5 separate regions of the Homo sapiens genome follow, and regions 2, 3, 4 and 5 are each linked to region 1. A link is a contact called in ENCODE Hi-C or POLR2A ChIA-PET data. All regions are on one chromosome and are shown on one strand. Each heading gives the region's core, a stretch centred on a gene start or an enhancer-like site at or near the end of the contact. The rest is flanking DNA. Distances are from core to core; before and after follow the strand shown.

Region 1 (5,646 bases), core at 1,204-3,703:
TCAGATTTTAAAAGTTCACTGTACCAGAATTGCAATTTCAAACTCGAGGAGCAGAAGCAGGAACTGCAGAGAAGCTAACAACAGCAACACCTACTGACTGTCTCAAGCCACTCACCAAACTTGTTCACTCAGTCAACTAGAAAAATCAAATGACAGTCAACTTCAAGAGTCCTTTACTTAAGCATTAATAAGAAAATTAGTTGTCAGAGACATAAAGCCATTCATCCCCCAAATCTCTTATTTTGCCTCTAACCATTTATGTGGAAACAATCACTCATCATTTTAAATGCACTGTTAATTGTTAATGCTTTAGCATAATTGATTCCATGGGAAAAATGTTTTAATATTAATATTGTAGTTAATAACTGGGATGTCATCTAATAGTTGGACACATCGGTGGCCATAATAAATTAGCTGAGACCTACTGTTATTACCACTGTTCCATATTATCCTCTTTTTTAAATCCTGGTAAAGGTAGCTTAATTGCAGCTTTCAAAAAACGAAGAGAAAAATGACAGTCGTTAAATCAGGATTATATAGAAAACTAATATTATTACTAAACTGGCTGCAGAATTCAGTATGATCTAACCTTGCACGTTTCCAAAAGATTCAGTCAGAGAATCTTTGCCTTGGACGGATACTCCATAGGAGAAAACAGGAGAAAGTTGACACTTAACTCCCACAGAGTACCAGCATAAAGACAATGGCTTTAAGAGTCTGACTCAGAGTTTCAACATGAAAGGTTTGCTTTATAGAGGAAACGCCAATCCCAGTCCATCCAGATAGACCTGGAACCTGATGAAAGTCGACACCTTTATTCTGAAATTTGCATCACATCGCTGGCTCCAGTTTAGAAACATGATCGTTTCACAGGTAGTATGCATTTCAGCGAATGCTGCCTCTAAACTACCCGTCAGGAAAAATAAAATCTATAAGGTAATCGTAGTCTAGGAGCCATCAATCCCCAAATGCTTCTCTTAGAAAACGAATGCCAACAATTTAGCTAAACATCTTCCTTGGAAGTGAGCCATTTCCCATGTCTCTCTGTTCTCCAAACCGCGATGAAATTTCAACCTGCCCAACACGATTACTGGTCCACCTAGAAATGCCGTGGAGCGATTTAAGAGCCTCGGAAATTTCCTTTAAGGTCAGGAGAGAAGCTGGTAACAGATGGGGCGAAGGAGGAAAAGTTCTTTTTGCGGCACCCTCACGCCTTCCCAGCCCTTTCGCGGTTTACTCGCTCCCCGGAAAGCAGGTTAGAGCATCCCAAAATTTCATGTCCCCAAGACCCCCAAAGGGGAAATTAACCACCCTCGGGCACCGAGCTGTTCGTCTCCATTTCCCACAACTCAACCAACTCGGCCTGCCTACTCCAGCTCAGGCTGCAAAGCGCTCACCCAGGTGACTGGAGGGGAAGGGTCGCCAGGTGGCGACCAGCTCAGCGGGGTGGACGCAACCGCCCGGACCGGGACGCGGGTCTCCTGGCCTCCCGCAGAGACGCCTGCCCAGTAGTTGTGCAGATTCGGGTTCTGGGGTGCGTGCGCGCGCGCCGGGCGCGGTGAAGCCGGACTCGCCCCCGCCGGGCTAAGCTACCAGCAAGCCACCAAATCGAAAATCAAACTTTAACCGGCCTCCTGGGGTCCTGCTCCGGGCCCTGGACCCCAACCCCGGCCAGAAACAGGGCAGGGGGCTGTCAGCCGTCCTGCACCCCCGCTCCCCCCAGGACCCGGGCGCGGGGACCACTTACCGCTCGGCCCGGCCTCCCGGTGCCGCCGCGCGTCCCGGGCGCGTCCGCCGCGCGCTCTCCCTGGGGAGAAAGAGAAACCGTGTAGACGGCCGGCGCGCGCTCACTCGCCGCCTCCTCTGCGGAGAGCGGCGAGGCCGGCCCGAGGCGGGCGCCGAGCGCGGAGCGGAGGGGGGCCCGAGGGAGGCGGGGGTGGAATCAGCCCAATTCCCGAGGCTGGCTCCGAGGGGGACCCGGAATACAGGCTGGCGGGGGGCCGGCGGGGGCCGAGCTCCCGGAGGAGGGGAAGGCGGAGGTGGCCCCGTCCTTGGGCATCAACTATTGTCTAGGCGCCCGGGCCCCCGCTCGCGCCGTCCCCGAGGCTCAGCGCCCCCATCCCGCCCGCCAGCAGAAAGAACTGAGGGGGCGGCCAGTACGGGAAGCAAGTGCGGGGGTCCGGGCTCCGAAGGTCCAAGGTGGGCGCGAGGTTGCCGGGGGGGGGATGAGGAGGTGCGTACCGCATGGGGGAGGGGACAGGTAAGTGCGGACGGGGGCGGGAAGGCCCCAACGACCGGTGGGGGAGGAAATGGGGAGGGAGCCACAGAGGCGGGAGGGAATGGAGTGGCTGCGGGGGCGGCCTCTGGGGCCCAGACCTGGCCCTCCCCGGGGACCCTCCAGCCGGGGACTCGGCGCTGCACTGACTTTTCGCTCACTCGCTCACGCACGCACTGAACTCGCTCACAAAGTTGCCGGCAGTGGCGGCGCCTCACTCGCCCTTCCCCTCCCCGCCCCGCCTCCCGCCCCATTCCTTCCCCTCCTTCACTCCTCCCTCTCCCCCAAGTCTCGGGTGAGATCACCACGGAGCGGCTTAGCGCGGCGCACAAGTCTCGCGAGAGAAGCGGCGGCTGGGCCCTGCAGGCGGAGGAAGTGGAAAAAGTCGCGGGAGGGTAGGGGACCGCGGAACTTCTGGTTGCTATGACGACGGCAAAGCCCTGGATTCCTGTCTCCTGCGGAGAGCAGAGGCTGCAAACGTGGGTGCAGTTTTCAACCTGCCCGGCGCACTGGCGGTGGGGAAAGCTAGGGGTGGTTGCGGAAGGATAATTTTTAAGCCGATTCAAGAGGGCATCTCGAGAGGACCACAGTCATGATATCTGGCCAAATTTGGCAAATGAGACTAATGTATTAAGAGGTTCTGGGACAGGTTTCTGCCTTTCTAGGCAGCACATATCTGCACCCCAAATTTCTACTATATATTCAGTTTTTCGGCCTTCTCTTTCAATCTAATTCCTCCATCCCCACACTCCCCATGCTGCCTCCCTCCTCCTCTTCTCAACTCGCAAACACACGCAGACTGGGCTCCTTCAGGAACTGGCTCATTCATCTCTGTATTCTCAGCGCCTCTATAGGCTTGGTCCATACTACATATTGGCCACTTTTTTGACAAGTTGAACGCAACAGTCCATGCCTGTCCTCAGTACTTGCCTTTGGCCCTAACCTAGAGAGTTCAGTCAAGTTTGGACTCTATCAAGCTACCCTCCCATTTCTGTTAACACCTTGTCTTTTTCAATGGTAATAATCTCTGCTTTCTCCATATTTTTCTCGTAAAAACCCTATTCACCATGGTGAGGGGAACTTTTTTTTTAATCATTAGGCATCCGCAGACGCCTTTATACGTACTCCAAAATGCTAGTAAGGATGAAGATGAACTCTCCTCAGCCCGTGTCTTTTAACTGTAGAAACTTTTCTGAGGTGAGGGTTATTATATACTCACTGCCTAAGTAAAATGGATATTATGAATAGAAGTTAAACTTTAGATTTCAAAATGAATGAGTAAAAATAGATACCATTGTATGTGGATTATATCTCAATTTTTAAAATTCCTATCCATGAACATGGGGAAACCATTATTTAACTCAGTCCCACAGAACTAGAAACCTAAAGCATAACCTAAGCATATGAGGACTAGGCAGTCAAAACTTGTAAGTCACTTGCAAGTTTAAATCCTGTCAATGAAAGTTTGTGTATTAGAAACCTAAGTGATACTAGACAAAGTCAGCAAACTAGGGTTTACGTTTTTCTGTGCCACTAATAATTGAGTCTCCTTGAGAAGTTATTTAATCTCTCTGATTCTTCATCTGTGGGGGGTACCCCACATGTTAGGTTATTACAGCTTTAAAATTCTATAGCTGGCCGGCATGGTGGCTCACATGCATAATCCCAGCACTTTGGGAGGCCCAGGTGGGAAGACTGCTTGAAGCCAGGAGTTTGAGACTATCCTGGGCAACATAGAGAGACCCTGTATCTACAAAAATAAAAAATATTAGCTAGGTATACTGACATGCACCTGTAGTCCCAGCTATTCAGGAGGCCGAGGCTTGAGAATCACTTGAGCCCAGGAGTTAAAGGCTGCAGTGACCTCTGATCACACCACTGCACTCCAGCCTGAGCAACACAGTGAGATCCTGCATCTAAATATATATACACATATGTATGTGTGAGTATATATATATATATATATATATATATAATTTAATATAAGAGCTCTTAGACCTATAAAATTTTCCAATAAATAACAAATCTTCCTTTTACAGCAAATGATAAAAAAAGTTTCATCTTATAGTAGGTCAGTTTCACAAAGAGTAGCTATATGTTGACAATTTTCTTTAAATGTTGACAATTTTATTTTAAAATTTATCTTGTCCCAACTACAAAAACAACAAAAATATTGACCATGTTACAGTAATTTCAAAGGTAATCTATAGTTCATGATTTGCTTTTACACTAACTCAAAGCAGATTCCTTGTTATTTAATAAATACTCTAATTAAAACCAAAGACCCAAACTAAATACATCCATACTCCCAAAATAACTATAAGGAAAGAGGGAGGGAGGGAGGAAGGAAAGGAAGGAAGGAAGGAAGGAAGGAAGGAAGGAAGGAAGGAAGGAAGGAGCGAAGACTAGATCTGTGGAAGGAAGGAAGGGAGGGAGGGAGGAGGGGAAGGACGGAGGGCCTCAGATTCATTTACTGGTGTGTTTAATATCACATTTTCACAAAGAAACACAATGGAACATCACCATCAGTCCTGTGAATCTGTTTTAAGGAACCATTTTTCATAACATTGCAAAATATTATAAATCAGTTGTTGCTCATTTGTTCTGGCTTAGCTTTTAACATAATTTTGCCCTTAAAAGATGGCTGCCAATCTACATCCACCAACGCAGTACAATTTCAGGACCATCTGTTTTATGACTCCCAGATAGCCATTTGAAATAATTGACCCAAATGCTAGCCAAATCTATTAACATTCTTCAGTGCTTCATATAAGGCTCAAGAGATGGGTGTTGGCCTCAAATTACAAAAATAACCTCCCTAATCTTCAGACATAGTAAAATAGTAGAAATTGTCCCAGGGATCTAAAACTGCTTTTTCAAGGCCCTGGGCTACTATTTATCCCTCACTGATGGCAGAACTTTCATCCGTGTTTCTAAAGGAGATAAAAAGTGAAAGCTACCAAAGCCTAGTTTCCAACTGCACATTCTCTAGGTCAGTCACTCCTGCTGTATCTTCCTGACCTTCCTAGGTTTCAAAATAGCAGATGTCAGGCAGCAGAAGAGGGAAATGCGGAATGGAGAGTTTGCCAAGAGCACAGACTAGATCTCAGTCCACTTCCTGTCCACTGTCTTGGCTCCTCTACCCATCTCTGCTCAACCCCTTGCCTTTGCCCTCCAACACAAAGGATATGTAACCTTTCTAGTGATAAGAACATCTAGTCATTTGCTATGTTGTTCCCTCCCTATTTGCTTCTTATTTCGTTAAAACCCAGGTGAATTCATTTCCCTCTGGTTATTTACCTCTACTCAACAAAACACCCTAATGTATAGTGTATACCAAATATAGAATGAATTTTGACACAGAGGCCTAC
Region 2 (5,646 bases), core at 1,956-4,455, 4.8 Mb before region 1:
AGTGGCTGGTTTGAAAGAAGGTAGAACCCACTAAGACCATGGATGTGCACTTTGGGAAAAATTAACCAGGAAAATCTTTGACTTAGTAAGGGAGATCTCACCATTCTGACATGTTCTCATCAGAGCCCTGTTTTTGTTCATCTGTTTCACACTCCATCCTTTCTTTCCTTCCTGTTTTGCTTAGGAAAGTCCTATTTTCTGCTGATTCACACAATCCGTGGCCTGATGAGGTCCAGGGAGTATTCTCCTTCCAGCGGGACAGACGCTGCTTCTTAGCAGACTTGAACCTGCAGCCTCTCTCATAGCTCCAATCTGACACCTTCAGCTTCTGCTGAAGGCTAGCAGCCACCTCTGATGTCACTCGCTTCACCTTCCGCCTGCGCCTGAGTGGTCGACAAGGTGCATTTTCAGTAAAGGAGTCAGATTCATGCCAAGAATGTTGCTTACTCTTGACAATGGCATTGAGAGCTGGGTGTCGTTTGGCTACCATTGTGTCATCAGAGTCACTAAAATTGGTCACCGGAGCCACTTCTCGACAGTCCTTAGTGGCCTCATCCAGACTTGACTCAGAGGCCTCGCTGTAGCAGCAGGTATGCTCTGCCAGGTGAGTGAAGTCAGAACGACGCTTCCGACCTCGGCGTTTCCGAAGCTGCCGCCTCTGCTGTCGGGGGCTCAGCGCCATCTCCTCCCACAGTTCACCAAGCTTATTCTGCTCAGATGTCTGCTCCAAGGCTGAGGCTAAGTCGTGTACCAGCTCATCCATGAGGCCACATCTGCCAAAAGGAAGTTTAGGAAAAAAAGAAAGAAAGAAAAGAAAAAGAAAAAGAAAGCCTGAAAAAGGATCTGTTGTTTTGGAATAATTTGATGAAACAGATCATGGTAGTCCACAGTTCTGCCTGTCTAAACAAAATAAGTCACCTTTCATCTGGCTACACTTAGATTCTGTTCCTACCACTTCCTTAAGTCACTAAAAATAGATGTTTTGTCCCTTGTTAAATGCCTGAAGTCAACATATTCTTAAGCACAAAAACCTACTAACCAGAAGACAACTGGGACAGGACCCAAAACAAATTCGGGGGACTAGATCCTTCTCTCTTTTCCCCAATTAAACTTGTCATTGAATTACCTAATGATGAGATCCAGAAAGATTAGAGACTGTCTCACTAGACAGGAACAGAAAAACATACAACTTCAAAATCACACTAGAGTTGTGGAAACACAGAGTAGCACATGGTCTCATCGAGGTATTGAGAATGAATGAAAAACTGTTCTTTGGCCTGGGGTCACTGCTGACAATGACCATGGCAGAAAGAAACAGAAAGACAACTTAGTGACACCATTTAAGGAAGAATGCAGTTTTCGTGATCCAAGAAATTGTAGTGACCCAGGTTTGAAGTCAGAATGGAGAAGAGACTAAGTTTGCGCCCATTCTGGTACCAACTACCACCTGGAAGCTACCAGGTATAGAACCTTATACAGTATGTCATATATTTTTGAATAATTAACAATTTTTAAGCCCCTCTCCTACCCTCCAGAAAATAAATGTTGGTCCTAGTTATGTGCTTCAGTGCCACACAATCACAGAAAACTAGGATACAATAGCAGCTGAAATGACAGGGATAGGGTGAAGTTTCTAAGATTTCTGGCCAAACTGCTTTCCAAAATTTCTTATTTTTCTGTTCATCCTCAAACCAAACATCACACTTCAGGGGTCACTTCAGAGACAAACATTTCAAGAAATGACAGTAGTAGGAGCAATCTTCAAAATTCCCCCTTAAGGGGAAATATTTAATTTGTACAGCATCTAATTAAATACATATTAAATTTTTAGCACTTTTCTCTTGCCTCTATGCCCAAAGTATTTCAAGATCAGCTTAAAATTCTAAGTGGTGCCACTCTCTGACCATATTCCCATTCATTCAGTTTTCACTTTGCAAAGGGCTTTCTAAAACCTATTTTCATGCTGTGCCTATGCCAATGAACTTAAAGACAGGAAAACAGTCCTCTGGCTTATCTGCCACACCTGTAGGAGCAATAGTGACACCTACTTCCAAAACTACCATACAAACGAAGCTTCTCAAAGTGTCCAAAAGCACATACATTTAAACAAGACCAAGTTCTTTTAAGCATTAAGAAGTGGTTTATCAACACCTGTGAAAAGAAGGGGAAAAAATGGGAAAAAAAAAAGTGGATTAAAATGCCATGATTGAGGTTTGGGAGACAACTGTCCCTAAGACCAAAATAAAGAAACAAGTGGGAACAGCATGTCAAAATCTACTTCCCTAATAAAGAATTACTGCTTTAAAAACTCAGGCAACAAAAATACAAAAAACAAAAACAAAAGAACAAATAAAAACCTCAGGCAGAACAGCACAAACTTGAACATGGAACGAAGTCATCAAACAACTTGCAGTCGAATGCCTGTGCAGAATCCTTTCCTGCCTCAAAGCCTGTAATTCCAACAGTAGTGACAAAAGAACCCTAGAACTCCCCATCTCCAGTCGCGGATGCACACTCTCGAGAGGACCCGGCGGCCAGGCACGCACCCGGGCAGAGATGAGGCTGAGTCACGCACAGGAAGGAACGGGTAGCTGGTGGACAGCAAGTAAGAAGAGAGACAGGAGCAGGGTGGAAGTGAGGGGCGGAGTAGGAGGTGGGAGAGGCAGGAGGCAACTGCTCATTTGGGCTCACGAGGGGCGGGGATCGGCTCTTCTAGGGCAGAAACTGCCAAAATGCAAGTCTTGGCGACTGAGCTCCCTCCGGGATCGGGGGTCGCAACATGGCCACATATATGACAAAAACTGTGTTTCGAAGGACTCTCCACCACGCCCCGGCCCGTCCCTGAGGGCTGGGGCGACCATGGCTCGGGACACCAAGCCCTCAGGCTGCAGCCCGCCCCAGAGAGGCAGAAAGAAGAAAGGGGAAGAGGGGGCTGTGGCCCCGGAGACGGCCCGACCCACATCCCCAGGGATGGGGACAAGGGCCCTGAAAAGCAAGGCCCCACCACCCTCACCCTCCGGCCGTCTGCCGCAGCCCCAAGACGCCCTTAGCCGCTCAGCCGCGGCTTGGCGCTCCGATCCCCTCTGGTACTAGCCCCCAGGACCCCAACACTCTCAACCCATTCCTCCCCCTCACCAGCTGCCGCAGCCACCTCCAACGGCCGCCGCTTTTTGGGCCGACTCTCACCGCCGGGGCTTCCCTCTCTGACCTCATTTCCGGTCTGGGCCGGAGGGGTGGGGCGGTGGCGAGTGGGAGGGGCTGGCTGCACGATTGGGCCCCTGACCCAGTGCTTCCGCCCGTGGCCACACCCACTTCCGCCCCGCGGTGGGCGGAGCCACAGGAAGCCAGGAGATGGGGCAGGGGACAAGGAGGGGTGTTGAATAGGGTCTGGCCGGGAAAGGGCGTCTCAGGGGTTGAGGTGCCCCACGTGGGGAAAGACCCCTGCATGCTGGCCTCATCTTCCTTAGGGGCTTCCAGAAATTGGGCGCTAGGCAGGGATGTCAGCTTATCTCTTGCTTTCTGACCTTTTTAATGGGTCTGTGAAGTTGAGGGGAAATGGATCTTAATGACGTCTACCCTGTGAGCTGGTACAACCTTTGGAAGAGGTTGTTTTGCACTGAGTTACTCAGAACATTTCAAATTGCCTTGAGCAATAAAACAAGTGATATTGGATTATAACTCAAAGTACAAAAGAAATATTCATGAGCCCATGCCGATATAAGTGATTGAATAAATTAACGAATGAGGAAGAAGAGATAAATCCCCCACAGAAGAATCTCAAATAACTTATGTAGACAGCCATCCTGCAGCATAACTTCTGCCTCCTTAAATGTGGGCTGTGCATAGTGACTTCCTTCCCAAAAGTACAACATCTGTAAAGGGGAAAATGAGTGATTTTACAGGGGAGAAACCTGGCAAACAGTAATTCAGCCAGGTGATCAAGACTATGTGCTAAATCATGTTGATAGTATGTGGAATGATATATGATGAGAATGGCACTTTATGGTACTTTCCTTCCAAATCTCATAACCCAGTCTAATTATAAGAAAAAAAAATCAGACAAACCCGAATTGAGGGACATTCTGCAGAGTGCATGACCAGTATTCTTCAAAATTGTTAAGATCAGCAAAGGCAAGGGAAGTCTAAGAAACTCAGAGCCAAGAGGAGCCTAAGGAGGCATGACAATGTAATATGGTGTCCTGGGTGTGACGCTGCAATTGAAAAAAGAACATTAGGTAAAAACTAAGGAAATCTGGATAAAGTATCAACTTTAGTTAATCATAATGTATCGGGCCGGGTGAGGTGGCTCACGCCTGTAATCCCAGCACTTTGGGAGGCCGAGGCAGGCGGATCACCTGAGGTTGGGGGATTGAGACCATCCTGGCTAACAGGGTGAAAACCTGTCTCTGCTAAAAATACAAAAATTACATGGGCATGGTGGCACGTGCCTGTAATCCCAGCTACTCGGGAGGCTGAGGCAGGAGAATCACTTGCACCTGGGAGGCGGAGGTTGCAGTGAGCCAAGATCGCACCATTGCACTCCAGCCTGGTCTACAAGAGTGAAACTCCGTCTCAAAATAATAATAATAATAATAACGTATCAATATTGGTTGCAATTGTGAGATGTGTTATACTTCTGTAAGAGTGAATAGCCTGGTGTGGTGGCTCACACCTGTAATTCCAGCACTTTGGGAGGTTGAGGTGGGCGGATCACCTGAGGTCAGGATTTCGAGATCAGCCTGGCCAACATGGTGAAACCCCGTCTCTACTAAAAATACAAAAAATTAGCCAGGTGTGGTGGCACATGCCTGTAGTCCCAGTCCCTACTCAGGAGGCTAAGGCAAGAGCATCGCCTGAGCCCAGGAGGCGGAGGTTGCAGTGAGCAGAGATCGAGCCACTGCACTCCAGCCTGGGCGACAGAGTGAGACTCAGCCGTCACAAAAAAAAAAAAAAAAAGTGAATAATAGGAGAAAGTGTGAATTACACAGAAACTGTAACAATCTTCATAATTTTTATCTAAACCCAAAATTATCCTAAAATAAAAAAGTTTATTTAAAAATATGCACATACCTTGGACCCTGAAATTTTGCCCCAAAGAATTGTATTCTAAGGAAAAATTGGAAATGGGCGCAAAAATGTTAAATATAGGTAAATCATCTCTGCAGCATTTCTGAGGGAGAGATGAGGAAACTAGAAAAAGCCAGAAGTTCTACAACAGGGGTTAGTTAACTAAATTATGGTACATCTATGGGTGGAATATCTTGCAACTTTTAAAAATTAATGTTGCAAAAGAATATTTAATGACATGAAAAGCCATCGACTTATGATTGTGTACATTTCTGCATGACTGTTATACTTCAATAAAAAGATTACTCTAAAAATGTAGAGTATGATTCCCATACAAAGGAAATTAAATCTATACTCGCAAAGGAATATGACCAGAAGAAGCCACCATACAATATCCGAAATGGTTTCATTATCAATGATTATATCTCCTATCTATTGTTTTTTGTGGATTTTCAGAATGTTCTATAGGTGAAAAAAAGTCAAGGTAGGAGACAAAGATAGCTGAGGTTTTGAGCTAGGGCAACTAAGACAATGGTCAGTGCCATCTGCACAGCTAGAGAAGTCAAGAAGATAAACGGG
Region 3 (5,646 bases), core at 2,228-4,727, 4.8 Mb after region 1:
ACATCTAATGGATGAAAAGTTTCAAAGAACAAATATCTTTCAACAGGTAATAAAAAATGTCACAACGTCAATTAAAAACTTTAGAAATGACAATATGACTTCACAAAATACTAAGTAACATATTGTAAAATGTGTGTGTGGGTAGATCACACTTTCCACTATCTTTGTAAAATAGATATAGATAAAATACTTAAAATTAGTATTACGAAGCATGCCAAGGAGATTTTCTAAAAGAGACCCTCCACCTTTTAAGAGCCACAAATAATAATTTACAAAAACCACAGTTCAACTCAACTTTCTTAAGTATGAAATCACAATACTTCAGTTCAGTAAAGAATAATTCTACATAGTAAAACTGCAAAACCTCAAGTTCTAGAATACACAAAATTGTACAGCACAGCTTCATTTTTGTAAGTTCTTTCCCCCAAATCATATGGTATATCAGGCAAGACCACAGAAATTAAGCTGTTGATAATGAAACCCACTAGTTACAGACTTGAGAAAAATCAGTTTTCTTTCCTCTCCATCATAGTAGACAATATCTGTATCAACAACTTTCAAGAAAAAGCCTGAGTTACTTCTGACTTCAAATATACATGTTATCATCAAAACCTATTTTCCTCTATTATCACTTATTCCAAATCTGTAGCTGCCTTTTCATTCCTTCAGCTACATCCTTGTTCCTGGCCCTAGACTTTTCCCCCTAGACTACTGTACCTCATTCTCATGAGACGGCTTCCCCTGACTGTCTTTAATTCCACTGTCAATGTTAATGTTACCTTCTCTCTAACATTTTACCTATGCCACCTACCCATTCCACTTCAGCTTTTCAAGGCCTTTACATTGCATTTTTATTTAGCTCAGAAGCCTCATCATCAACTATATATTTATTTATAAAGTGGCTGCTGACTTTCAACTCCCCTTAAAATTGACAGTTTCTTCTTGACCTAGTAAATGTATTAAATTCTCCCTTCAGGTAGTCACATTCTCTCCTAATCCATCTGAATACGGAATTTCTTTTGCAGTTAACCCCAAACTCATAGGTAATGTATTTAGAAAAGTTTTGCACAATAATTACATACAATGTTTCTTCATTTGTTTGCGTATCAATGTTATCCATATTAGACTGTAGGGACACCAGATAAGGGCTGCATCTTTCAAAGCAGTCTGTACAACACCTATCTGCTATGTCACTTCACAAAGGTAAGTTGATTCGTTAAATGAAACTATTATTTAATGGAAAGCTTAAGTAGAAAATGTTCATTTTAAAAATGTTTCTACGGTTTAACTTTTAAACATCTATGGCCTTTTTTATTTCCACAGACAACTGACATATTTTGGTTTCTCACTACTCTATTATTGTCAAAGAATGGCTGGAATTTAAAGTGCAAGTTGAGGGTAGATAAAAGATATACACTTTGACATCCCACCATCAGATTATTCGAAAATTGGCAATGTCAGCTCCAGGAATTCTGAAATACAACTGAATCTTCACATACCCAAACAGTTTCAGGACCAAAAGAAGAGAACAGCGCACCTTCTGATTTGGGGGTTCCCTTTTCTGCAACTGGTTTAGACTAGTTTCTCTATCCAAGGGTCTTTTAATTAGGAAAATTCAATTAATCACCATCGATATACGGAAAGAATACCAGGGAAAGGCAATCCTTTACTTAAAAGAGAAAAAAGGAGGCTTTGGATATCACCTTTTCATAAAATTCAGCAGCTAAATTAAGCTTTGCACTCAATATCTGCCGGCAGTCTCAGACATTTTTTTTCTACCTAATAATAAAAGCAAGTCTTATTCAATTTAGTCCCTTCTCGAGCACCGTCTCGACCTGTCAGAATTTGACAGTTAAAGAAAAAATTAAAAAAAGAAGTAAGGGAAACACTAGGATTCCCGTCCACACTGCTTCTTTTTCCGAAATCACATCACTGAGTCTTGGATTTCCTTCACTCCAAACTAAGCCCTCAGATTCCAAATATAGTTCTTTAACCCCCGTCTCGCCACTCAATTACACATAAACCTTGCCAATTACAGAACCACAGCAGAAACCCCTACAAATCCGCTTGCTGTTCATCTTGGAAGTCATGCCCTGCAGCAACTGCCGATCGCCGAAGTGACGGATATTAACCAAATTCAGCGCAACGGAATCAGACATGCAGAACACACACGGCTTTCGCGAGGGAGGGAAACGCGACCCGGGAAAAGTGCGCTCCTCACCAGCCTCGGGACGCTCTACCGGGGTGGGGGTTCCCAGAAAGGAGGGGGAGAGGAGCCCGAGTAGGGGAATCCTGCCCTCTCAAGTAAAAAGCTGGATCCCCGGCAGCAGGCTGCAGCCCGTCCTCGCTAAGGAAACGACGAGGCAGACAGAGGGCCTTTTGCGCGGAAAGGCAGAAGGCAGACACTTTCCGAGGTCCGGACGCAAGCCGATCCCCCATCCCCCGAGGGAGGCGAAGGGTGCCCCATGGGTGGCTGAGGGGACGCCCGGCCCGCGAGGGACAACCCGAGGAGGAGCAGTTTCATCTGATTAACACCTGAGTCTCGTCCAGGCAAGCACAGATACTGGCGTGGGGCCGCCCAGGTGGGGGGAAGGGAAGGAGAGGAAGGGGGTGGAGATGGGATTCCCCCCTCTCTCTGAAGAGCACTAGCGGAGGATGCGCCCAGGCCAGCCGAGAGCGGCATGCTTCAGACTGCGGAGCCGGGATCCCGCCGCCTGCACCGACAGCGCGGAGCCCCGCAGCGCCCTCCGCACCGGCCCCTCGGTCCCCGGGGGCCCAGGACTTTGCTTCCGAAGGCGCTGGGGCCTAACATCCCACGGGGTCGACCCCGGCTCCTGGGGCCTGGGGGAGGGGACCCGCGGGAACACCCCCAATCTCCGGCGGTTCTCAGCGGTTGTAAAATGCACCCCCGCGGTTCCCTTCTTCAGCCTTCCCTCCTCCCGAGGCCGCAGAGAAGGGCCACCACAGGCGAAAAGCCTAAGGCAATGCAGGGACAGCAGCCTCATAGGTCCCAGACCTCCTCCCCCGGTTACCTGTAAGGACTCCGACACGGATTTGATGGTCGTGGTTAGTAAGGATCATTCCCTCGGTCGCCATGTTTCCCAGCGCAGTCACCGCACTGACAGGAGCCGGGAGAAACCGGAGCCCGGAGCGCGCGGGCCGGGAGCGCGCTCGCCGAGGAGAGCGCGACAGCTAGGGAGCCAGAGAAGCGCGAGGAGAGCGGGGAAGGAGGGGGAGGCCACAGAGTGCACGGTGGCCTGCGTGGGGGAGAGGCCGCGCCGGGAGTGCGCGGGTCCGCGGGAGGGGAAGGAGTCAGGGCGCGCGGCCCCAAGTCCGGCAAGAAGGAGGCAAGCTTGGGGGGCGCGGTGGCCGCACGGGGAGAGCGCGCGGAGGCGGCAGAACGAGGCCGGAGAGTGTCGGAACGCTCTGCGGAGCGCGAGACCCAAGGCAGCTAGATGGCAGGACTGAGAGGAAAGGATAGCACACGCTCTGGAGGTTGCGGGGGCGGACTCGGGGACAAGGGCGGAGCTACACCCCTAGGCGTGGAACTCGTGGAGAGTGAGGGGAGGAGTGAGAGCTCGGGTGCTGAGTATTGGGAGCGGGAAGGAGCCGGCCCAGCCTGAGTAGGACCGCGGATCGCTCCTGGGCGCGCGAGTAGCACCGGATTGGCTGAGTGAACGCGGAGCGTGTGCGCGCGAGGCACGAACGCAACCTCGGCCGGGCCCCAGACAGAAGCAATCCCCTGCCGAGCCTGACACCTCGTTGGTTGTCCGCGCCTTAGGCTGGCTCTCGCCGGCGGGCCGGCTTTCTACGCGGGGGCAGCGAGGCTGGCTCAGCACCCCGGGCCTCCTCTTGCAACCCTCGGGAATGGCCGGCCGCCCCACTGAAAGCGCTGGGGAACCGAGAGGTGTCTTAGAAAGCTGCATGAGTGGCAGAACGGTGGCTACTATGACAGAGAGGCCGCCGTGGGCGAAGAGGGAGGTATCCTGTCCTGCCTCGTGCTAGCCGCTGGCTTCCTCAGTGGGCTCTCCCTGAAGGAGGATTTCCGCTTCACCTATGCTTTAGGATTCCATCTCCAGTCAGTGCCTGCAAGACGATCCTCACGTGCGAAACTGAGGAGTCTGAGGCAGGGCAGCTGGAGTGGAGATACCTGGCTTCTCTTCCTCCTGCTGTCCCACGGTTTTGTGGCCTTAAGCCTCTTCGCCATGAGCGCTGCTTTTAGATGAAAAGCATCAATCTCCTTAGCGAACGAGAACGTGTTCCACCTGAACCACAGTCCATTGCCGCGGCGATTTTCATTTCAGTATTCGTGGGATGTGAGATTACCATGAAAGTAGCTTTTGTTGCCATTTATTTCCATGTGCCTTTCATGAAACGTGTTATTAATCACCTGTGGCTATTCTACGTTAGTTTCTTACTATCGTTCTGGACCTTTCAACTTCTGAATTTTAAAAAGTTATATGCGTGTGTGTGTGTGTACACACACTCATATGTATATGTTTTCTCTTCTTAGCTGTAGTAACCTGGAGGCATAAAAGTGAAAAGCAAAGTATTAAAAGATGTATATCAGTGTTTATACACAAATTTCAAAGTCACTTTGATAGGTTTTTTTTTGGTTTTGGTTTTGGTTTTTTTTGATCCGGAGTCTCGCTCTGTCGCCAGGCTCCAGTGCAGTGGCGCGATCTCGGCTCACTTGCAACCTCTGCCTCCCAGGTTCAAGCGATTCTCCTGCGTCAGCCTCCCGAGTAGCTGGAACTACAGGCGCGTGCCACGACACCCAGCTAATTTTTGTATTATTAGTAGAGACGGGGTTTCACCATGTTGGCCAGGATAGTCTCGATCAAGATCTTGACCTCGTGACCCGCCCGCCTTGGCCTCCCAAAGTGCTGGGATTACAGGTGTGAGCCACCGTGCCTGGCCGATTATGAGTTTTTTATTGTTCCGTTGGAACATGAAATTACCCATCCTCTGAAGATTCACGTGCTTATGTATTTCATTTTAAATAATGGGGCCTAAAAGTAGATGATGGATGGAATTGAAGTGGGTAAAATAAATTAATGGCTTTTTTGCTTTTGTTTTTGTTTTTAGTATGTGTATTGCTGGTATTTTTGACAGTAATTAAAAATTTAAGCCAGGTCATGAACTCATTCCCTATCATTGTCACCTTAGATCCTGGTGGCCAACGGGTTGTTAACTAGTTTGAAATGAGAGATAAAGATAAGAAAGTATGTCCAAGAGAATGATTTCCGTTATCTCAAACTAAACATGAAGAGCAAATAGTTGGTTATATTGTTATCTTCCTAACCTATCTCTATTCTCTGCAACACACTCTAAATGATTAGAAAATATCTTGAGCTTATCGTCTGTCTTACATCTATCTTAGACGTAAGGTCTAAACCTGCCCACTAACAGGTTGTGACCCTAAACAAATTTGGGCCTTTTCCTTCATCCTTTAAATAAGATGGTAGACTAAATAAGTACCTTTTAAGTATAGTGGTAGACTAAATAAGCACTCCTTTAATTAGAATATTCTGTAATTATTCATGGAAGAAAACTGGCACTTTATTTCACAAATCAATAATAAGAGGACAAGAGACTAACTTTCTGCATTCATAAAAGGGGTGATGGTTAAATTCATTAAAATTT
Region 4 (5,646 bases), core at 1,178-3,677, 4.1 Mb after region 1:
ACCACTAAGATTACTTCCAACTCAACGATCCTATGATTCAGTAAGTATATGATCAAAAATCATAAGGGCTGGGCGCGGTGGCTCACGCCTGTAATCCCAGCACTTTGGGAGGGCGAGGCGGGCGGATCACGAGGTCAGGAGATTGAGATCATCCTGGCTAACACGGTGAAAACCCGTCTCTACTAAAAAAAAAATACAAAAAATTAGCAGGCGTGGTGGCGGGCACCTGTAGTCCCAACTACTCGGGAGGCTGAGGCAGAAAAATGGCGTGAACCCGGGAGGCAGAGCTTGCAGTGAGCCGAGATTGCGCCACTGCACTCCAGCCTGGGCGACAGCGCGAGACTCCGTCTCAAAAAAAAAAAAAAAAAAAAATTATATTCTGGCGGTGGCTCACGCCTGTAATCCCAGCATTTCAGGAGGCCGAGGCGGGTGGATCACCTGAGGTCAGGAGTTCGAGGCCAGCCTGGCCAACATGGTGAAACCCCGTCTCTACTAAAAATACAAAAATTAGCCAGGTGTGGTGGCGAGCACCTGTAGTCCCAGCTAGTCGGGAGGCTGAGAGCAGGAGAATCACTTGAACCAGGGAGGTGGAGACTGCAGTGAGCCAAGATCGCGCCACTACACTCCAGCCTGGGCAAGAGCGAGACTATGTCTCACAAAAAAAAAAAGAAAAGACAATTATATTCTATATAAGCACATATGTCAAGATACTATTTTTTTCTAGACACTCTGAAATCAGAAAATATCAGAGAAATAGGGCATTTCAGTAAATAATATATAAAATTGATCAAATTTCTTGGAATGGGTGATAAATTTTATTTTTTCCATGACACAGCCCTCAGGAGATCCTGAAAACACGTGCCCCTGTGATGAGATTTTTAATCAAAATCATAATTCAAGATCATGTAAAAGCTAAACCCACTGTACTGACTTGGGTCACCCTCAAGTAGAACTTATATATTCTCTCCCGTTTTAACATTCTAAAACAAATTAATGTTAATCAATCCACCTTAATTTGTCAAGTTCAAGTCCGTCTTGCCAAAACTAATTCAGGTACATGGTAAAATTTACCAGATTTTTAAAGATAAAATAATGAATTGCTTTTCCTATTTTTGCCTGTTTTATCTATAAATCTCTTACATTATAATTTAATAGCTCATCCTGCCGCAAATAGAAAGCCTATAAAACCTATCCACAATAGCTATGTCCACAGGGATCTAGTAAAAAAAAAAAATCGTAGTTCTTAATTCAAGGAAGCTTATTTAATAAGTTTCATTACCACCAATACTTCAAAGACACCAATAACCAACACGTCATTTGTTCCTATTGCATAATTTAACAGGTTATTAACTTCTGGTATAATCCAAAAGCATAATTAGTAAACTATCATTAAAACATGATATTGCTTTTTTAAAAAATCAGAAATATTAACACCTTTCACTGCGTCAGTCAAATCAAAATTTCAAAATTTTTGTTCAACTGACTTTCCAAATCTAAATTCTTACTATTCTAAACGAGTATGGAGACAAAACACACACTCCATACTACATCTAAAAACTTCCTAGCCATCAGATTTTAATTTTAGCATAAACTGCCAAGAAAAACCTTTTGACCGAAACCTACATTCCGTACACATTACTGTATGTCAATCAACAGAAGGTGAGTTATGATCATTAGAAAGTTACATAATTTACTACAAAGATCGTTTAAAGCAAACTTCATTAAACGTAGGTTATAACAATTTACATGCTTCAAAGTTCAACGTGCAACCTTAAAGTATCAGAAACCATGAACAAAACTAGGCTTTTCTTTTAAAGTGGTCACAAGGAAGCAGGAACTGTTTGCGTGTTTAAGAACGCAATGAGCAGCAGAATACCAGCAGCTGAGTCAGGCAGAGGAACGCTGACTACATTCTGACTTCTAAAGGAAAGCGTTCCCTCGCCGATTTCCCAGACCCGGCCGGGAGAGTCCCGCGCGTCGCGACCTCGGAGAGAGGGCGCAGGGGGCAGACGACTCCCCGCCGCGCCCCCTGCACCTCGGGCTCGGCTGGCTGTGGCCCGCGCCAAGGTGCATGCCCAGCCAAGCAGAAGGAGCGGGCACCGCGCAGGCAGCGTTGCTCCGAGGGACAAAGGTTGGGCTCACACCCTCCACGGCCGCAGCTCGCGCGCCTGAGGAAGCCCGCCTGGCTGCCAGGGGTCTCCCGCTGGCCGGAGTTTGCGCAGCGTGTGGGGGAAGGGGAGCCCGGCCGCCCGCCCCTCCCCCGCCGCGCTCCCAGGGACCTGTTGATTAAGATCTCTACAGCCCAGCCGCCGCCGATCCGCCTCTTACCTCCACGCCTCGGCTCCGCGGAGCCTCCCGCCCCGGCCGCTCCTACGCACTGCAGAAGCGACAGCCCTCCGGCGGCCCTTGAAATTCCGGATAAAGAATCCAGAAACTCCCGACTCCCCACCTCAGAATCCTTAGTCCCCGCCCCCGCCCCACCGCCTGCCTCCTCCGTCGCCGCCGTCACCGCCGCAGCCGCCAGCAACTCCACTTCTAGACCGCGCGAGACCGGCCCCTGCGGCCGCCGCGAGACCGCGCACGCGCCCCCGGGACTCTGGCGCAGTGGGCGCGCGGATCCGAGTCCCACCCCGCCCGTGAGAGGCTGGCGCGGCTTGCCCAATCCCGAGCCGGAGCGGAGAGAGCGCCCGCTCATTGGTCCTCTCCGCAGCTCCAGCCGGGTGCGCGCAGTCGCGCGCCTCTAAGTCTAAAACGCGGACTGCTCCGGGCTAGCTGGCCCGGTAGAGCCCCTTCGGGATTTGGCCGGCGGGCTTTGTGGGGACGCGAGGCTTCCCTGGGTTTCTACATCCCTTGGCTCTTGTCTCTGGATGACGTATCCTGAAGAAAATCTGATTCCTCTTGAAGAGATTCCTCATGTCCTGTCAAGTTAGTCACCCAATCTAACATTTGTTTTTTTTAAAAAATGACATAAACACCTGGATGTGTGCAGTGTCCCGCAGAAGACTGCATAAAGCCAGCAGCTGCACTGATTTCTGAAAACCAGAAAGCAAGGATAGCAAGGACTAGAACTATTTCCCAGAAGTCTCCCGAAGGGACAGAGTTACGCAGATCAGCCCGTGCTCCGGGCATGGCTGGCGCCCTCGGGACCTGGATGTGCCACCCTTGGAATGGGGCAGGACTCAGGCGGGTGCGGGCGGAAGTCAGAGCAGATTGGAGGACGTTCTAAGGAGAAACACCAGCAATGTGTCTCGACACTTGCAATAAAAGCCCTCGGATGGTCTCTGTCTTGACAGTACCTTCCGAGCAAGCCCATTCCACATTTGAACACTTGCAAGGTTTGTTAATCGACCTCTCCTTCTATGAGGCCAAACTATGCCTGTGACTCCAGCCCGGGGGCACAGTTTCCCCCAGGGGCACAGTCCTCCCTCAAAGCCTTCGTATATGCCATTTCCATTTCTCTCGGTTTTCCTCATTTTGTCCCACGGTGTTTTTCCATCTCGCAATGTCCTCAGGTCCTGATTTTCAAGCTCTTTCACATTCTTCCCCATTACGCTCCTCTGGACAGCCTATGGGTTGTGGTGTCCCTCACTAAGGACACTGTGATGGCCTGAACGAAGCAAACCGTTGTTCCTGGTGGTGAAGATCTTTGGGGATGCCTACCCTTCCCAGATTTGTTATCCTTCTCAAATCTGATCAGCATTCTGTCCAAGTGTTTAATAAGACAGAGCGGAGGACAGAACTCTGCTGCATGCCACTAAAGACCTTAATGCTCCTGCCATCAAAAATTTCTCAGTAGGCTTCGAATACAGGTGGACGACACAACCGAACTGTCTTCTTGGCCCATATTCCTCCATAAAGATGCCATGAGAACTGGTGAAATGCCTAACTGAAATCCAGATAAAGTCTCCAGGATTCCTAGAAACTACTAGCCATACCCCAAAAGAAAAAACGGTTACTGTGTGTGACTTACTTCCTTTTCTAAGTTCTTTTGTTTTTGTTTTTGTTTGAGACGGAGTTTCGCTCTTTTGCCCAGGCTGGAGTAAAGTGGCGCAATCTCGGCTCACTGCAACCTCCGCTCCCCGGGTTCAAGCGATACTCCTCCCTCAGCCTCCCCAGTATCTGGGATTACAGGTGCCAGCCACCACGCCCGGCTAATTTTTGTATTGTTAGTAGAGACGGGGTTTCGCCACATTGGCCAAGCTGGTCTTGAACACCTGACCTCAGGTGATCCACCTTTCTCAGCCTTCCAAAGTGCTAGGATTACAGGCGTGAGCAACCGTGCCCCGCCTCTAAGTTCTTAAATATATAACATAAATAATAATTCAAGAAGCTTCCTCCAGCTCGTCAATGAATTCTTCTTTCTCTAGCTTATAATTTCTCATCCTTGGCACTATTGACATTTGGGCTGGATAATTCTTGTGGGGACTGTCCTGTGCATCATAGGATGTTTAGAAGCATCCCCAGCCTCTACCCACTACGTGCCAGTAGCATCACCCTCCCCAATGTGACAATCAAAAATGTCTCCAGACATCACCAAAGGTCATGGGGAGGAATGAGCAAAATCATCTTCAGGTAAGGACTGCAGATCTAGCTGTTCAAAGAAAGGACCTCTTTGGAAAGATAGTATATCTTTATCCGTAACTTCCAATCTCTTGGCCCCAGGCAGTTTTACAAAACAACAAAACACACACACAAAAAAAGCCTCCACCCAAATGAACCCGCCAAGTACCTAGCCTTGCTTCCTCAGCTGCTTAGATTCCCATACAGGACCCCACCATAATAAAATAATTATTAGTATGAGTGTGAGATAGCAGACCAGCTGCTTATCTCAAAATATGTGAAATTCCTTTTTAAAGTGCTATAACAATTCAGAAGGGCATTTTTTTCAGGAAAAGAAGTGCTATAAAAATATTAGTTATGGCCTGGCATGGTGGCTTACACCTGTAATCCCAGCACTTTGGGATGCCAAGGTGTATGGATCCCTTGACCCCAGGAGTTCAAAACCAGCCTTGGCAACATGGCAAAAACCCATCTCTACAAAAAATACAAAATTAGCTGGGCATGATGGTGTGTGCTTATAATCCCAGCTACTTGGGAGGCTGAGGCAGGAGGATCATCTAAGCCTGGGAGGTCGATGCTGCAGTAAGCTGAGATCACACCACTGCACTCCAGCCTGGGCAATAGAGTGAGACCCTGTCTCAAAAAAAAAAAGTTATTATTTTACCTCCTAAAGATATTTTCATGTTAAAAGAGGGCAGATCCTACAGCAAATAACAAATCTACTCTCTAGTGGGTCAGGTGCAGTAACTCACACCTGTGATCCCAACACTTTGGGATGCCAAAGCGGGAGGATTGCTTGAGCCCAAGAATTCAAAACCAGCCTGGTCAACATGGGGAGACCCCGTCTCTACAAAAAAATTTAACAATTAGCTGGGTGTGGTGGCACGCTCCTGTAGTCCTGGCTACTTGGGAAGCTGAGATGGGAGGATCCCTTGAGCCCAGGAGATCTAGGCTGCAGTGAGCTGTGATTGTGTCACTGCACTCTAGCCTGAGCAACAGAGCAAGACCGTGTCTAAAAAAAAAAAAAAAAAAGAAAGCAAGAAAGAGAAAGAAAGAAAAGAAAAAAGAAATCTATTTTCTGGTGAA
Region 5 (5,646 bases), core at 1,343-3,842, 3.5 Mb after region 1:
GCTCACGCCCGTAATTTCAGCACTTTGGGAGACCGAGGCGGGAGGATCACTTGAGCCTGGGAGTTCGAGACTAGCCTTGGCAACATAGTGAGACACCCTCCCCCACCCCTCCGCCTCTACAAAAAAATACAAAAAATAGGCTGGGCGCGGTGGCTCATGCCTGTAATCCCAGCACTTTTGAAACTGCCCGATGGGTTCACCTTACCAGCTGCCTAGACAGAACCGATTTATCAGGACAGGGGAATTGCAATGCAGAAAGAGTAATTCACGCAGAGCCAGCTGTGCGGAAGACTGAAGTTTTATTGTTACTTAAATCAGTTGTCCCGAGCATTTGCGGATCGGAGTTTTTACCAATAATTTGGCTGGTAGGGGCTTAGGAAGTGGGGAGTGCTGATTGGTCAGGTTGGAGATGGAATCATAAGGGGTCGAAGTGAGGTTTTCTTAATGTCTTCTGTTCCTGGGTGTGATGGCAAAACTGGTTGCGCCAAATTACTGGTCTGAGTGGTGTCAGCTGATCCATGGAGTGCAGGGTCTACAAAATATCTCAAGCACTGATCTTAGGGCTTGCAATAGTGATGTCACCCCCGGGAGCAATTTGGGGAGGTTCAGACTCTTGGAGCCAGAGGCTGCATGACCTCTAAACTGTAATTTCTAAACTTGTAGCTAATTTGTTAGTCCTGCAAAGGCAGACTGGTCCCCAGGCAAGAAGTGGGTCTTTTCGGAAAGGGCTGTTATCAATTTTGTTTCAGAGTCAAACCATGAACTGAATTCCTCCCCAAAGTTAGTTCAGCCTACGCCCAGGAATGAACAAGGACAGCTTAACGGTTAGAAGCAAGATAGAGTCGGTTAGGTCTGATTTCTTTCACTGTCATAATTTCCTCAGTTATAATTTTGCAAAGGCGGTTTCACTTCGGAATGCTGAGGCAGGCAGATCACTTGAGCTCAGGATTTCGAAACCAGCCTGGCCAACATGGCGAAACCCCGCCTCTACTAAACATACAAAAATTAGCCAGACATGGTGGCAGGCACCTGTGATCCCAGCTACTTGGGAGGCTGAGGTGAGAGGAGCCAGACATTGCCTCAAAAAAAAAAAAAACCTTAATGGGCCAGAAAGCCATGTTACTTTTCTCAGGAATCGAGGACAATCCACCAATCACAGAAGAGTTTTTGGAAGAAAACGTTTTGTTTGTTTTAACTTGCTCTTTTCACCACCCTTTGGTGATTAAATAGTTTGGGAAATGCTGAATGAAATTACTAAACCTGAAACACACATAGTGAGGAAAGCTGAGAGTCTGTGATTAAAGCACACCAGGGAAACCAAACAAAAGGCTTGGTGTAAGGCAGCTGTGGTGAGCAAACCTAGTAAGCCGTTACTTCAAGAGTTGGTTTCAGGCTGGGAACGGTGGCTCACGCCCGTAATCCCAGAACTTTGGGAGGCCGAGGTGGGCGGATTGCCTGAGGTCAGGAGTTCGAGACCAGCCTGGCCAACATGGTGAACCCCTGTCTCTATTAAAAATACAAAAATTAGCCGGGTGTGGTGGCGCGCGCCTGTAAATCCCAGCTACTCAGTGAGGCTGAGGCAGAAGAATCGCTTATCCCAGCTACACAGTGAGGCTGAGGCAGGAGAATCGCTTAAACCCGGGAGACGGAGGTTGCAGCGAGCCGAGATCGCGCCATTGCACTCCAGCCTGGGAGACAGAGCGAGACTCTGTCTCAAAACAAAAGACTTGGTTTCAGATTATTGTGTTTGCGAAAAAGCCTTTGCTCATTCTTTGCTCTCTGATCTCTTATGCATACTTCTGTCTTATAATTTAGCCCACCGTCTCCTAATTTTTGGCCTGCATCTCCCTTGAGAAGAAGGACCTCCATTTACTCAACTTAGAGAATAGGGCCTAAGCCCGGTGTAGTGGCGCGCGCCTCTAGTCCCAGCTACTACAGGAAGGCTGAGGCTTAAGGATTACTTGATCCAGGAAGTTCGAGGCTGCCATGAGCCGAGATCACACCACCGCACTCCAGCGACAGAGAGACTCTGTCTCTAAAAAAATAAAATAAAGCCTAGCACACCGTTCAATTAACAGTTGTAGGGTAAATGTGCAAATAAATGAATGGAGTGAAGCAGAAGAATATGGAAATTCAGACCGCAGAGTTCCGGAACAAAAGAGCCCAGTAGATAGAATAATAATGGAGGAGAACCCAGTTCTCCTAGCTCCGGGTATCCCCCGCGCCTGGCAAAACACCATCACTGGTTGGCGTTCAATAAATGTTGACTTCACATGTTAAGGAGATAAGAGAGTGGAAGAAAAAAAAAAATCCAGGGTCACAGTTCTTCCTGCCACCTGCTCGGCCGAATGCAGAACTGAAAGTATTGAGCGCCGGAGCTGTCACAATTGAGGGAGATGGTCCGCAGCCAGGTAGCTGATTTCCTCTTTCCGAGCTTTCTAGCTTTCCCTACTCCCGGAGAGGTGGCGTCACGTGACTCAAACAAATATGGCACTTAATTTTCATCTTCCCTGCCTTGAGCCAATAGGAGTGGGGCTTTCAGTCTTTGTCACCACCCCCACCACCGCTGTTCGGAGTGGGTTCTGTCACCTGACTCGGCTCAAACATGGCTGCGCTGAGAGCTCTATTGCTTTGGGCGCCGGGAGCAGGTGAGTGTAAGACACCCCTGAGAGGGAGGGGCCCCTCTCCACGACCCCCGCAGAGAGCGTCCCTGCGGCCCACCCCCACACTGCTTTCCACTTATGACACAGATTCGTCTCCTGGTCGTCAATCCTCTGCCTTAACAGAGGGCTCAAACTAGGGAGGTTCCTGCTGAATTTCTCATTCTTGAGGAGGCGACCACCTGGGGATTTGGAGTCAAGACTGGGCATAACGTTCAGTAGGGAATACGGACGTAGAGTTATGGGTCTGCGCCCGGAGCAAATATGACTATTAATATTATTAAATATAGGAATCCGCGTGAAGAGATGGGATCCACCCCTTGAAGAAAGTGTTTTCAAAAAGTAACGTGGGAAATTAAACTGAAAACGATACTTAGGCAAGCAAGTCCCGCCTTTCCCAGGCGGACCAGTAGTTGCTGCTTTGTCTTAATACAGTGCCTTCTGTTTCTTCTCACTGGCGTTGTGTTGTTTCTAGGAGGTACTCCGCGAATGAGAACATTGAGAATGTGTTCGGCATAACTCATTTCTTTGTATCTCCCTGCACTCTGTGCTGGGAAAATGAATCATCCATTTGGAAAAGAGGAAGCTGCTTCGCAGAAGCAGCTTTTTGGATTTTTCTGCGAATGCCTGCGGAGGGGAGAATGGGAGCTGGCACAGGCATGTGTACCTCAGCTACAGGAGGGACAAGGGGATATCCCAAAGAGGGTAGAAGACATACTTCAGGCATTGGTGGTGTGTCCAAATCTGCTGAGGTAAGGGATCTCTTTTCCTACCAGACGGTCCCAGGGTGAGAGACATGTGGTTCAATATTTGGGCATTGGTCAATGTGCCCCCACTCAACTACCCTCTGAAGAATAAGCAGAGGCACAGTGTATTTCACGTGCTCTGAAATTTTACCTCTATAGTATACATCCATTACTTAGTCAATATTGGCTTTTGATTATCATCTGCAACTGAATGTAAGCCTGGCTGCCAAAGTGTGCCTGAAACTGCCATTTCTTGTTTATCCTCGTTAATATAGATGGTGGAACTGCATTGAAAACTATTTTCTTTGCCTCCAAAAAAGCAAACCCTGCTCTCTTCTTGCTTATGAGATTGAAAATATTGTTGTCGCTTTACTTAAAACTTTTTATTTCGAAATAATTGCAGTCTCACAAGAAGCTGCAAAAATAATGGAGTCCAGCGTATCCTTTTCCCAGTCTGCCCCAATTGCGACGTCTCATACAGCTGTAGTACAATATCAAAACCATGAAATTGACATTGGCACATTACTTTAAATGACACTACAGAGTTTATTTGGTTTTCAGCATTTTCTTAATCTGCCTTCATTTTTTCATTTGTAGTTTTATGCAGTTTTATCCATATATAGATTCATGTAATCCCACTGTAATAAGGATCAGAACTGTTCCATTACCACAAAAGAATTCCCTCACTCCTTGGTGCTACCTCTTTGTATTTATACAACAACCCCTCCTTGTTCCCTGGCAACCACAGTTCTCCATCCTTGATTTTCAATGAAGTTCCTCCTGGTGATGCTAGTAACCACTGGTGATGTAGGAGTCAAATGTACCGTTTTAAGTCTTTCCTTGGGTTTTCCTTCCTTTGACTGTTATGCTATACTGTTTACATATTGTATTAGCACATATACGATGGAGAAACTTAAGTGATCCCTTCCTTTTCTTTTTCTCCTTTAATTTGAGATCTAGCCAGTTACCGTCTAAATTCCTAACTTCAAAGAAAGGCTTATGAATTCCTAAAGTCCTGTTTTTAGCATATAGTTAAAAATAAATTTGTATGAAGTTCCTTTTTTAAGACTGTCTGATTCACTTTCTGTATTAAAAATATGCTTCAGATAGTATTAGCTATTATGGTTTTCTCGAATATTATTTTATTTTAAACTAAGATAAGGAGGTGGAGGTGAGATTAAGGCTTTTTATGAAAGCTGCTAGCTCTGTTCTGGTTCTGATTTGTTTGTTTGTTTGTTTGTTTGTTTGTTTGTTTTGGAGACAGAGTCTTGCTCTGTCACCCAGGCTGGAGTGCAGTGGCATGATCTAGGCTCACTGCAACCTCCGCCTCCCAGGTTCAAGCGATTCTCCTGCCTCAGCCTCCCGAGTAGCTGGGACTACAGGCGCCTGCCACCGCACTTGGCTAATTTTTGTATTTTTAGTAGAGATGGGGTTTCATTATGTTGGCCAGGTTGGTCTCGAACTCGTGACCACAGGTGATCCACCCACCTCAGCCTCCCAAAGTGCTGAGATTACCGGTGTGAGCCACCTTGCCTGGCCTGGTTCCAATGTTTTACTGAACTGTCATATACATTTAAAAATATCTCATTAGGGCAGTGTCTTGCCTGTTCAGGTTTAAAACAGAATAAGCAATGAAATCTGTCTTGGATGACAAAAGATGAAAGATCAGTAGAAACTCTTTTTTACAAGTCTTTCTTTTTACCTTTTTCAGATGTGGGCAGGACATCAACCCTCAAAGAGTAGCCTGGGTCTGGCTTCTTGTACTGGAGAAATGGTTGGCCCGGGAAAAGGTAAGTAGGTTTATATTAAATTTTCCTCCGAGGCCAGGACTGAGAAGAACTTGAAAGTAGTTGTGGGATTTCCCTTCTGTCTGTTACTTCCTTTATCATTAAATTCATCATACTCATTCTCAAAGAATGGCTTAAATTTTTATTGCTGTCTCCTTACCTAAATTCATTCATTAATGCACTAATATACATTGGCATATATTACTGTTTGTTAAATACCACCATGAGTCTTGTGCCTAAAGAGAACTTTTGGAAACTCAGTGAAGGTAACAAAATAGCAAATAAAATATGAATCTGTAACATTTGGATCTATTCAACATTTAAGTAATAGAGAATGGGCTGAGCTGAAACTTGGTTTTTCTTCCAAAAATCATATTTTAACTAGCCTAATTCCATGACATCTCATAGATTCAAATTCCATTAATTCATAGTTTAATAATTCACATGAATTGA

What was found. Hi-C counts contacts between places; a loop is a spot of excess contacts on that map. ChIA-PET counts read pairs that join two places held with the same protein, here RNA polymerase II (POLR2A). Pooled maps may share reads with other maps.
Region 2: a loop to region 1 is called in a map of CD8-positive, alpha-beta T cell, with 24 times the contacts of the local background. The contact joins the promoter of GPATCH2L here to the promoter of SIPA1L1 in region 1. A Hi-C loop is called at or near these places in 2 of 168 maps with a recorded cell type or tissue (CD8-positive, alpha-beta T cell and naive thymus-derived CD4-positive, alpha-beta T cell) and 5 of 50 pooled maps.
Region 3: a loop to region 1 is called in a map of ascending aorta, with 15 times the contacts of the local background. The contact joins the promoter of GPHN here to the promoter of SIPA1L1 in region 1. A Hi-C loop is called at or near these places in 2 of 168 maps with a recorded cell type or tissue (CD8-positive, alpha-beta T cell and ascending aorta) and 9 of 50 pooled maps.
Region 4: a map of vagina shows a loop between it and region 1 (15-fold over the local background). The contact joins the promoter of PALS1 here to the promoter of SIPA1L1 in region 1. A Hi-C loop is called at or near these places in 2 of 168 maps with a recorded cell type or tissue (naive thymus-derived CD4-positive, alpha-beta T cell and vagina) and 8 of 50 pooled maps.
Region 5: a map of naive thymus-derived CD4-positive, alpha-beta T cell shows a loop between it and region 1 (33-fold over the local background). The contact joins the promoter of ZFYVE26 here to the promoter of SIPA1L1 in region 1. A Hi-C loop is called at or near these places in 1 of 168 maps with a recorded cell type or tissue (naive thymus-derived CD4-positive, alpha-beta T cell) and 6 of 50 pooled maps. POLR2A ChIA-PET finds 5 or more read pairs at or near these places in 1 of 52 experiments (naive thymus-derived CD8-positive, alpha-beta T cell).

What each region holds. Positions count from the first base shown.
Region 1 is chr14:71,317,283-71,322,928 of GRCh38, reverse strand. It overlaps SIPA1L1 (signal induced proliferation associated 1 like 1), which reads right to left and starts at 2,453. Exons shown (of 24, transcript NM_001386936.1): 1 at 2,426-2,453; 2 at 1,748-1,807. It overlaps SIPA1L1-AS1 (SIPA1L1 antisense RNA 1), which reads left to right and starts at 1,081. Exons shown (of 4, transcript NR_184180.1): 1 at 1,081-1,255. RefSeq lists a silencer at 1,535-2,554 and an enhancer at 2,815-2,974.
Region 2 is chr14:76,149,481-76,155,126 of GRCh38, reverse strand. It overlaps GPATCH2L (G-patch domain containing 2 like), which reads right to left and starts at 3,205. Exons shown (of 10, transcript NM_017926.4): 1 at 3,136-3,205; 2 at 102-773. The coding sequence starts at 763.
Region 3 is chr14:66,505,978-66,511,623 of GRCh38, reverse strand. GPHN (gephyrin) reads right to left here and starts at 3,477. Exons shown (of 23, transcript NM_020806.5): 1 at 3,033-3,477. The coding sequence starts at 3,096. RefSeq lists enhancers at 2,193-2,242, 2,493-2,652 and silencers at 2,743-2,892, 3,243-3,432.
Region 4 is chr14:67,238,216-67,243,861 of GRCh38, reverse strand. It overlaps PALS1 (protein associated with LIN7 1, MAGUK p55 family member), which reads right to left and starts at 2,427. Exons shown (of 15, transcript NM_022474.4): 1 at 2,329-2,427. LOC124903330 (a long non-coding RNA gene) reads left to right here and starts at 2,453. Exons shown (of 2, transcript XR_007064217.1): 1 at 2,453-4,572. It also overlaps a transcript of GPHN not described here. RefSeq lists a silencer at 1,846-2,815 and an enhancer at 2,796-3,075.
Region 5 is chr14:67,813,536-67,819,181 of GRCh38, reverse strand. ZFYVE26 (zinc finger FYVE-type containing 26) reads left to right here and starts at 2,592. Exons shown (of 42, transcript NM_015346.4): 1 at 2,592-2,648; 2 at 3,136-3,412; 3 at 5,118-5,196. The coding sequence starts at 3,219. RefSeq lists enhancers at 2,061-2,160, 2,211-2,380.